Regions from separate parts of the Homo sapiens genome. Here region 1 is linked to region 2. Evidence: read pairs that join two places in POLR2A ChIA-PET (ENCODE). Cell type or tissue: K562. All regions are shown on one strand. Each heading gives the region's core, and the rest is flanking DNA. Links, peaks and the distances in the headings are about the cores only. Region 1 overlaps SPATS2 (spermatogenesis associated serine rich 2). Region 2 holds the start of LOC105369761 (a long non-coding RNA gene).

What was found. Peaks named below come from ENCODE experiments on the same cell type or tissue, not always from the same donor. Only the 100,000 strongest peaks of a DNase experiment are listed, where the experiment ranks them.
Region 1: POLR2A ChIA-PET joins it to region 2 with 6 read pairs; 5 of 35 experiments call an interaction of 5 or more read pairs at or near these places.

What each region holds. Positions count from the first base shown.
Region 1 is chr12:49,489,974-49,495,346 of GRCh38, forward strand. SPATS2 (spermatogenesis associated serine rich 2) reads left to right here. Exons shown (of 14, transcript NM_023071.4): 6 at 709-758; 7 at 4,768-5,029. Among named protein-coding and RNA genes, the nearest start is that of KCNH3, 46 kb to the right of the region's middle. In K562, for the core only: no CTCF peak of the experiment used is centred there; no DNase peak of the experiment used is centred there.
Region 2 is chr12:49,551,577-49,556,949 of GRCh38, forward strand. It overlaps KCNH3 (potassium voltage-gated channel subfamily H member 3), which reads left to right. Exons shown (of 15, transcript NM_012284.3): 11 at 2,761-2,978; 12 at 4,044-4,375; 13 at 4,794-4,900. It overlaps LOC105369761 (a long non-coding RNA gene), which reads right to left and starts at 1,623. Exons shown (of 3, transcript XR_007063298.1): 1 at 976-1,623; 2 at 147-360. In K562, for the core only: a CTCF peak has its summit at 2,128 (motif pointing left); DNase peaks (open chromatin) are centred at 155 and 2,145; H3K27me3 peaks cover 1,706 bases.

The DNA.
Region 1 (5,373 bases), core at 201-5,200, 61 kb before region 2:
TTGGCTGTGGCAAGTGACTCAAATGTGTGGGTTTGAATTTCCTTATCTAATACGTAGAAGAATGGCAGGCTTAGTCAACCCTTCAGATTTATAACATTGAGAAGTGTTTTATGAACCTTCCTTCCATGTAACCTGTTGGAGAAAAACTATCTGAAGCTATTGCGTCTTTGAATAGCAACATGAGGTTAGGTCTCCCTGTTTTTATTTTCCTGAATCTGCCAACATAGGATGCACAAGTTTGAATGTTGTAAAGTTTTTCTTTATCTTCATCTTTTTAAAAAATAATGTTAGTGTTTTGGTCTAGGGTAATGTGCAGCTGTCTCCAAAACAACATAGCCAAGGTGGGTGTGTAACTGGAGGGGAAAGGATGGCACACTTGGCTAAAACCAGTGTGCCATCCCCTTTGTATTTGGTCTAAGATGTATGGATAAGAGAATCTTCAAAATGGCCCAGCTACATTAGTCTCTTCTTAGAAGAACTTACTGAGGAAATTACTCGGAGAGGAGGGGTCTAAGTAGGCAGGTATTCCAAAAGGGAAGCATGGCATGATTATCTCATTACATTACTTTAGACCTGATCCTTAACTTTAACTTTTCTGTTAGGAGCTTTGTAAATTCTCCAGCAATTACAAAATGGGAGGACACTGACTCCTGCTTGACTACTGTGTGTGTGGTAGGAGACAAAATCTGTAATTGGTTTCTCTTACAGGTAGTGCCAGTGAAGTACTCAAAGAATGGACAGTAACAGGCAAGAAAAAGGTAAAATGAATTACATTTAAAAGCATGATGATGTGTATATTATTTTTAAAAATTTAGGCTCTGCAAAAATATTTGAAAGAAAAGGTTCACATACATATCTTCTGTTTACCTGGTTAAAAAACATCTTTGGCCAGGTGCAGGGGCTCACACCTGTAATCCCAGCACTTTAGGAGGCCAAGGCAGGTGGATCACTTGAGGTCAGTGGTTCAAGACTAGCCCGGCCAACATGGTGAAGTCCCGTCTCTACTAAAAAATAGAAAAAATTAGCCAGGTGTGGTGGCACGTGCCTGTAATCCCAGTTACTCAGGAGGGTGAGGCAGGAGAATAACTTGAACCCAAGAGGCAGAGGTTGCAGTGAGCCGAGATTGGGCCACTGCATTCCAGCCTGGGTGACAGAGTGAGACTCCATCTCAAAAAAAAAAAAAAAATTCTTCGACCTTGAAACATAGCTGTGTCTCACAGAGTACCACACAGTCCTCTCCGTGTGATTTAAGGCAGGAAACAGAATGACTTTGCCATGGTGCAGTTATTAGACGGGTGAAAAAGACAGCAAATCAAGGAAAGCAAGAGAAAGCGATCTAATTGAGTGGTTTTCAACCATATTCATACCATAAATCAGTTAAAACAGTTCAGATTTTTGGTCGGGCAACTGGGTTGTAGTCCTGATATTAATGAGCTTTGACATAAAGCTGTTAGGTGCTGGCCAGGCACGGTGACTCATGCCTGTAATCCCAGCACTTTGGGAGGCTGAGGTGGGAGGATCACTTGCGCCCAGGAGTTCAAGTCTGGGCAACATGATGAAACCTGATCTCAAAAAAAAGGCTATTAGGTGCCTTGCAGAGGGGTCTGATGTTCCACTTTGAGAGGTAGAAAGCACTCAGGCTATGGGATCAGTCAGAACTGGATTCCTACCCTGTTCCACTATCTACTGGCATTGTGACTGATATTGCTTAACATTTGTGCCTTAGTTTGCTCATCTCTAAAATAGAAAAATAGTTCTAATAAATACAAATACATAATACAACGCCTAACATATTAGTTCTCGTTCCTTTCTCCTTATTTACTTAAAATCAGATGCTTTTCCCAAAGGATACCAGCTGGTCTCAAAATTCTTCCCACAGCTCTGCACTGTAAAGGTAACCCCTTTAGGAAATGCTTGAAGTATGGATTTTAATCAAGTATCTCTGTGAAATCTGTTTGGGGTGTTCTTTTCTTTATTAAGTCAGTGCTGGAGTTCTGAAATGCTTTCATCATGACTCTTACATCACTTTTTAGGAGTCCTGTCAGGTCTTGAACAAAAACCAGGCTTGGCCTCAGTGACGCTTGAGAATTTTTTCCAAGGGTTACCTAATACTACACAGATTCTTCTGAAGCTCTTCATACCTGTAGTTTTGAATATTTGTTTAACTTCTTCCTGCTGCTTTCAACCTGTTACATAGATAACTGTGAGTGTCCTGGAAAACACCAGTTTCTTTTTTTTCTTTTTTCTTTTTTTTTTTTCTTTTTGAGATGGAGTTTTGCTCTGTCGCCCAGGCTGGAGTGCCGTGGCGCGATCTCGGCTCACTGCAGCCTCCGCCTCCTGGGTTCAAGTAATTCTCATGCCTCAGCCTCCTACGTAGGGCGGGACTACAGGTGCGTGCCACTGCGCCTGGCTAATATTTGTATTTTTTAGTAGAGACAGGGTTTCACCATGTTGGCTAGGCTGGTGTCGAACGCCTGACCCCAAGTGATCTGCGCACCTTGGCCTCCCAAAGTGCTGGAATTACAGGCATGAGCCACTGCACCCAGCTAACACCAGTTTCTTAATTTATTAGCCCAGGATTATAAGTTACTAGTGATATAAGATGTGCATGGACCTGGAAGAGGATGTGTGTTAGAGACACAGACATTCCTTAAAATTTGGAGAAAGAAATATGACTTCAGTTTAGCAGTCCCAAATGCACAAATCCAGTCCAGTCCACTTAACTGTTGGGATTAGTCCAATAGGATGTGACTCTGAGTGGGATAGTTATGATATACATGACCCAATGATATGAAAACTTAGCCAGTTCACATGGGGGAAAGTAAGAAAAAGAAAGATGAGGCCGGGCACGGTGGTTCATGCCTGTAATTCCAGCATTTTGGGAGGTCGAGGCAGGTGGATCACTGGAGGTCAGGGGATTGAGACCAGCCTGGCCAACATGGTGAAACCCTATCTCTACTAAAAATACAAAAAAATTAGCTGGGTGTGGTGGCACATGCCTGTAATCCCAGCTACTCGGGAGGCCAAGTCAGGAGAATTGCTTGAACCTGGGAGGTGGAGGTTGCAGTGAGCCGAGATTGCACCATTGCACTCCAGCCTGGGCAACAAGAGCGAAACTCCGTCTTTAAAAAAAAAAAAAAAAAAGAAAGAAAGAAAGATGAGAGCTGTTAAGGCAAAAAGTTTATCTAGAGTTCAATCATGTTTCTGCTGGAGAGGGTCACAGAAAGGACTTGGGGAAAAATTGATTCAGTTATTATCAGCCTAGCCTTAGGAATAGAATTAGGTGTTGCCAGTGGAGCTACGAGTTTGACAAAACAAAAGGTAAAGGACTTTTGTTTGTTTATTTTAACTTTACTATTTGCCTATGCAATATACTCACATGGCTCAAAATTCAAAAGTACAAGAGTTAATACACTGAAACATCTTTTTTTTTTTTTTTTTAATTTGAGATGGAGTGTCACTCTGTTGCCCAGGCTGGAGTGCAGTGGTGCAAGCTCAGCTCACTGCACCCTCCACCTCCCAGGTTTAAGTGATTCTCCTGCCTCAGCCTCCCGAGTAGGTGGGATTACAGGCATGTGCCATCACATCTGGCTGATTTTTGTATTTTTTATTAGAGATGGGGTTTCGTCGTATTGGCCAGGTTGGTCTCAAACTCCTGACCTCAGGTGATCCACCTACCTTGGCCTCCCAAAGTGTTGGGATTACAGGCATGAGCCACTGCACCCACCCAATACACTGAAACATCTTTATCCCATCCCTGTTCCCCAGCCATTTGGTTCTCCACCCCCAAGGCAAACAGTATTTTCAATTTCTTATATATCTTTCAAGATATTTTATGCATATATAAGTAAATAAGACCATTCTCCTCTTTGCCTGCTTCCTTTTTTCATGTAATATATCTTGGAGCTTATTCCATGTCTCAATATATAAAGAGCTTTCTTGTTTTTATGGATACATAGTCATCCTGCTGTTTAGACGTGCCACAATTTATTTAAGCAGTCGCCTATTGATCAACATTTGGGTTGTTTCTAATCCTGTGCTGTTAATAGTGATACTGCAATGAATAACCTTGTGTATATATAGAAATCACTTTGCATATGTGTTATTCTCATCTTGAATAAATTCCTAGAAGTAGGATTGCTAGTCAAAGAGTATGTGCATTTGTAATTTTGATAAGCATTACTAGATTGTCATGGAGAGTACCACTTTGAACTCCCAGAAGTAATACATGAAAATGGCTGTTTCTCTATACCCTCAACCTTTATCAATTCTACAGTGTTAACATACTTTTTGACCTTTGCTAATCTAATAAATGAAAAATGATAATTGCAGTGCAGTTTTAATTTATATATCTCTTATTAGACTGAGGTTGCATATCATTCTATATGCTTATAGCTTATACTATTTTTTTCTATGGGATTATTTTGCTTTTTCTGAGAACTCTGTATATATTTAGCTCTTTGACTATAAGCTGCACATATTTTTTTCACATTTTGTAATTTATCTTTTGATTTTGTTGAAGGTGGGTTTTGTCATGAAGAAATGTTTTATATTTATGTGTTTGAGTTTATCTAAAGTATAGGATTTCACATAGTAAAATTTTATTTTAGGCAATAGTTCAGCATATGTGAAAATATTAAATTTCTGAAAGAACATACAAGAAATTGGTAACATTGGTTACCTTTGGGTAGCTAGAGTTACCTCTCTAGGTTGTGGGGGAATCTTTTCTTTCTTTTCTTTTCTTTTTCAAATTTTTAATAACTTTAGAACAAAAAGAAGAAAAACAAACCGAAACCTGCCGCAGAACCAAGTAACGGCATCCCAGATTCCAGTAAATCAGTTTCCATTCAAGAGGAACAGTCTGCGCCTTCCTCAGAGAAAGGTGGTATGAATGGCTACCATGTCAATGGTGCCATCAATGACACTGAGTCTGTGGACTCACTCAGTGAAGGTTTGGAGACACTTTCAATAGATGCCAGAGAATTGGAGGATCCCGAGTCTGCCATGCTAGATACGCTGGATAGAACAGGTGAGTTTATTAACAGATTTTGAAAAAGTTGCATTCAGTTGAAAAACAGGGTTCTCCTCGTTGAGAAAGTGATCAATTAAATCTAGTTAGTCTTTTTTTATCCAGTGCTTGCTGATTAGTCTTTTTACTTTTTAGTTTTTGTTACTTTTTGTCTGAGTCACATTTTATAATTATCAAAGGCCTAGAAAAAAATACAATTCTTTTTTTTTGAGATGGAATCTCGCTGTGTCGCCCAGGCTGAAGTGCAGTGGCGTGATTTCAGCTCACTGCAAGCTCCACCTCCTGGGTTCACGCCATTCTCATGCCTCAGCCTCCTGAGTAGCTGGTACTACAGGCACCCGCCA
Region 2 (5,373 bases), core at 70-5,069:
AAAAAAAAAAAAAAAAAAAAAAGAAAAGCCACTAAAGAGGAGCAGAGCTCTATGGCTGCAAGAGACTATCACCGTGACCCTAGAGGGCGGGGAACATGTGACCGGTGTGGGTAGTCAAGGACTTGTACATGTGGGGAGGTGGTGACCTGACCACTGCTGACGACATCGAATCCTCAGGCAGCCAAGGCACGTGTAGATTCACTGTGGGGACTGCTGAAGCCCTGGGGCTGAGGTTTCTCATTCATCTGGCAATCCACAATCAAGATGAGAAGCAGGAAAGGGCCAGGAAGGTGGGGCGGTGTCACCAGACGCAGCTACTGTGTGTCCATCCTTGCTCCCTTGAAGAGGATGACCTTCCAGCTGGAAACAAGAGGAAAAAAATGCCATCGGGGTCTTAGACCCCAAGAGTGGGGACAGGCTGTTCACACCCTTTGTTTTACATCTTTCATGAGTCCAGCTTTGGTGCCTACATGCGGTTTATGCCAGCATGAGAAAATGGAGTTATGCCAGTTAAGTGTAGCTGGCAATCCTTGGAGAGATTCCGAAGGGCACAAGGACAGATTTTCACCACTGTAGACTGGTGAACCCAAAGCAGGATTGACGAGTGGATTACGAAACAGATGGTTTCCAGCCTGGAGCCGAGGGAGTTGTGTGGCTGGGAGCTGGCACAGGTCCTCTCAGAGCATGCCTTTGCTGGTGCCAGGCACCACGTCTCAGAATAGCCATGTTCAGTGTGCAGTATTCAGTGCCACAAGAATGGCTACAGCCTGTGCCCTGGGCCTTTGCCTCTACAATGTCCCTAGCACCAGGACTTATGCCACCGTTGATCCATCCTGTCACCTTCTATATGTTTTGGGTGAACTACTTCCCTGTTGACTTGGAGGCTCTAGATGCCCTGGTGAATGCCTGGTTCCCCGACCCCAATCATGGTCGGGTTCTCTGCTTTGCCTTCATACCTACCCTCTCCTCACCTACCTTTTTACTCGAACATCCAAGTGCATCCTGTCTGCTTCAGGCAGCTCTGGGTTCTGGCGCTTGCCTCTGTTGATGAACTGCTGGAAGCTAAGCATACGCAAAGTCCGTTGTGAGGAAGGAAGTAGTTTGATGAGCTGCACCTGGTGGGCAGTCTCTGGTCCTGAGACTCTGCCCTCGGTCCTGTCCTGTTTCTCATTTTCTCCCACCTCTTAGATGAAGACAAGAAGCACGTGCTTATTCTATTTCAGATGACGCCAATGAAAAGAGAGCACATTCCCCAGATGATCACATTGAGATCCAAACAGCACTCAAAACGACCCAGAAGGATGGCCTGAAACCAAGAAAATCAAGTGTTAAACTATACTTAAGTTGGGGTGCATTCTATACTTAAGTTGGAGCAAAAGTCCAGGAACATGTAGAGGAGACGTGAGCTCAGTGTGTGCTGCTGGCAGTGTGAGGTAGTCCATAGCAGGGCCATCCTTTTTGAAACACTTTCTAACAGTCTGAACTGCCTGGCGGTGGTTGAGCTGCCTTGAGGGTAGTGAGTGCTCTGCCCAAGCCCGGACTGCGTGCCTATCCCTGTTGGAAATGAATTTTTTTTTTTGAGACCAGGTCTCACTGTCGCCCAGGCTGGAGTGCAGTGGTGTGATCTCGGCTCACTGCAGCCTCGACCTACTGGGCTCAAGTGATCCATCCACCTCAGTCTCCAGAATAGCTGAGATTGCAGGTGCACACCACCACACCGAGCTTAATTTTTGCTGCTGTTGTTGTTGTTGTTTGAGACAGGGTTTTGCCATGTTGCCCAGGCTGGTCTCAAACTCCTGAGCTCAAGCGATCCTCCTGCCATGGCCTCCCAAAGTGCTGGGAGTCATTGTGCCTGGCAGGAATGATTTATAGGGGGTTCTATCTGGGAGGGAAAGGAAGAAAATGATTTCTTTTTGGTCGTCTTTGTGTGAGGCACTTTATCTACATTAACTCTAATTTAGCCTCAACATGTCCCTGGACAGACACACCCTATTTCATTGATTCTAAGACACACATCTCACCCACCCTACCCAATCTAACATCTCTGAGATTACACCGCAGGCTCTAATTGATGCCATTTAATAATTACTGTCAGCCAGGTGGCAGTCTTAACCTGCCTGTGGGAAAACCTCCATTGACCCCTTCTGGTGAGATCAAGAATATTCCCTAGACTCAGTTAAATGCAGCATCTCTTGTAGAGCAGAGGCAGCTAGGGCTCAGGAAGGTAAGCCTGGCTGCCTGGCATTTTCCCTATGCCACACAGGGCTCTAATTTGCTGGTTCCAAACACTGATTCCTGGACAAGCTGCATCTGAATCACCTGTGGGACTTAAAAACAATCAGACTGTGGGGTCTCCCATAGATACTGTGACGCTGTAGGTAGAGATAGGGCCTGGGTGTTTGTTCTGACTTTTGCAGGGGATTCTAATCAACATAGCCAGCTGTGAAACACTAGAACTGATGTTCAGTCTCTCTCAGGGCTATAATTCAGGTTTTCTGGCACAGTGGTTTTGATCCTGAATGTGTTTGAGGGCCTGGGTCACAGAGCTCTTTACCCCAAGCCCATGTGGGAGCCAGTGAGACAGGCTGCAGGCGTCAGGCCATGTCCCAGGCCTCTTTGCTCCTCTCTCTGCTGGCTTCAAGGCTTCAGCTACAGAGGCCCAGCCCAGCTCTGAAGGGAATCTCAGCAACCTGCAGCCCCCTCTTCTCTCCTCATGGCTGAAGCTCTCAGGGCTTGCTGACCTCTACTTCCTCTCCCCAGGGAAGGGCGACCTGATCGGCTGTGAGCTGCCCCGGCGGGAGCAGGTGGTAAAGGCCAATGCCGACGTGAAGGGGCTGACGTACTGCGTCCTGCAGTGTCTGCAGCTGGCTGGCCTGCACGACAGCCTTGCGCTGTACCCCGAGTTTGCCCCGCGCTTCAGTCGTGGCCTCCGAGGGGAGCTCAGCTACAACCTGGGTGCTGGGGGAGGCTCTGCAGAGGTGAGTGTGCTGAGTATGTGCTTGGAGGGGATGGGGGTGCCAGGGAGCCTGGTGAAGTGGGCAGAGGCTGGGGATGGTGGAGAGCTGTGTGTGAAGTGTGGCCTGGTATGAAAGCTCCCACCTTGGGCAGGGGTCTACACCCTCTCTGCCCTTCCACACTCATGTGCCCAGCCCAGCATGTGCAGCCACCCCTGCCAGCTCTCCTTGGCCTGTCTGAGGCAGCCTTACCCTGTCCAGAGGAATCTTAGTGAAGGTAGATGAATGCATCAGTGCTGGCACAGGGAGGGGTGGCTCCTGGGGGTCAGGGGCTGAGCAGGGCAGAGACAGGCACCAGCTCTTCAGGTTGCTTCTGAAGAGAGCCTGGTGGCCCCCTGTGTTTTTTCATGGTGAAACAGGATTGTTCTGAGGGGCTTTTGAATTTCCCTGGATTGTCACTAATTCCAAACCAATTTTTAGCGCCGCATTCTCTTGGATAGTTTAATTAGGCTGAGGGACCTGGTAGAGGAGTGGTGGTGTCCGTATTTGGCTAGAATTTTGAGAGGTAGTTAACACCTCCAGGGCTTTGGTGGCTTTAGATAGATTATAGATTAAGATAGTATCATCTGGCCGGGCGCGGTGGCCCACGCCTGTAATCCCAGCACTTTGGGAGGCTGAGGCGGGTGGATCACGAGGTCAGGAGATCAAGACCATCCTCGCTAACACGGTGAAACGCCGTCTCTACTAAAAATACAAAAAAAAAAAAAAAAAATGAGCCGGGTGTGGTGGCGGGCGCCTGTAGTCCCAGCTACAGGCTGAGGCAGGAGAATGGCATGAACCCGGGAGGTGGAGCTTGCAGCGAGCCGAGATCACACCACTGCACTCCAGCCTGGGCGACAGAGTAAGACTCTGTCTCAAAAAAAAAAAAAAAAGATAGTATCATCTATAGGACCTTCAGTTAGAATAGATGTTGGCTATTCTAACAAAGATGGCTCATCCCTTCCAGGGTAGATGAAGCCTTGGTAGGGGAGGTGAGTGGGACACAATAGTGACCATCCATGCCGATTCCCTGTCCCTCACTATCCCTAGGTGGACACCAGCTCCCTGAGCGGCGACAATACCCTTATGTCCACGCTGGAGGAGAAGGAGACAGATGGGGAGCAGGGCCCCACGGTCTCCCCAGCCCCAGCTGATGAGCCCTCCAGCCCCCTGCTGTCCCCTGGCTGCACCTCCTCATCCTCAGCTGCCAAGCTGCTATCCCCACGTCGAACAGCACCCCGGCCTCGTCTAGGTGGCAGAGGGAGGCCAGGCAGGGCAGGGGCTTTGAAGGCTGAGGCTGGCCCCTCTGCTCCCCCACGGGCCCTAGAGGGGCTACGGCTGCCCCCCATGCCATGGAATGTGCCCCCAGATCTGAGCCCCAGGTGAGCAGACCCTAGGCCCCCGTGGCAGAGATGGTGGTGATGAGGCTGAGGCCCTGGGCAGGCGCACCCTGCCCTAGGTGCCCATCTAACCATCTTAACTCCCGCTAGTCTATGTGGGCCAAGCCTGCCTCCTCCAGGAAGCCTTCTGTGCTCCTCCTTTCTCCTGCTGTCCCACTCCACTGTGTGGTGTGTGGCACACGCTGCTCTGAACTCTTGCATCTCATGCTGCTCAAGCTTGGCCCCCCAGCTAAACTGTAAGCTCCTAGGGGAAGGGACCCCATGTTAGCTTTCTCCTGGGCTCCTGGTCAGTTCCACGCTCCTGCAGCCTGTGTGTGTGGACGCTGGGGCATCCCGTCCCGTATGACCCCACAGTGGCTGCCTGTCCATTGATTTGTTGTCCTGGTACCTGGGTTCACAGGGTAGTAGATGGCATTGAAGACGGCTGTGGCTCGGACCAGCCCAAGTTCTCTTTCCGCGTGGGCCAGTCTGGCCCGGAATGTAGCAGCAGCCCCTCCCCTGGACCAGGTACCAGGGCCCCGGGATGGTCTAGGTTGGTGGGGCAGCCCCTTTGCCTTGTGAACCTCAAGCACTGTTGACCTCTGAGCCTTCAATGTTAGAGAAACTGGCAGACTGCCTGGAGGCCGTCTCACCCCACTACCCCTTGGTGTCGTGCGGGCAGGGGAGTTTGGTGGTGAAGACCAGCACTTTAATTTCGACGCAGCCAGGAACTGGGTTTATATCCTTGCTCTGTCAGCTTTCTAGCAGTGTGAATTTGGCTTCTCTGGCCCCAGCTTCCTGTCTGTAAAAAAATGGGTTGATGTTTACGTTATATAATGTAACTGAAAGCCTTAGCCCAATCTCTGGCTAACTGAAGGGATAGAGGGCTGGGGATCCAGGGGTGAAAATGTCTCCAGGCCAGGGAAGTGGACAAGGTAATGAGCTCCTAGGAATGTCCATTTGCCTGGAGGACAGAGCAAGGGACAGGCACAAAGAACAAC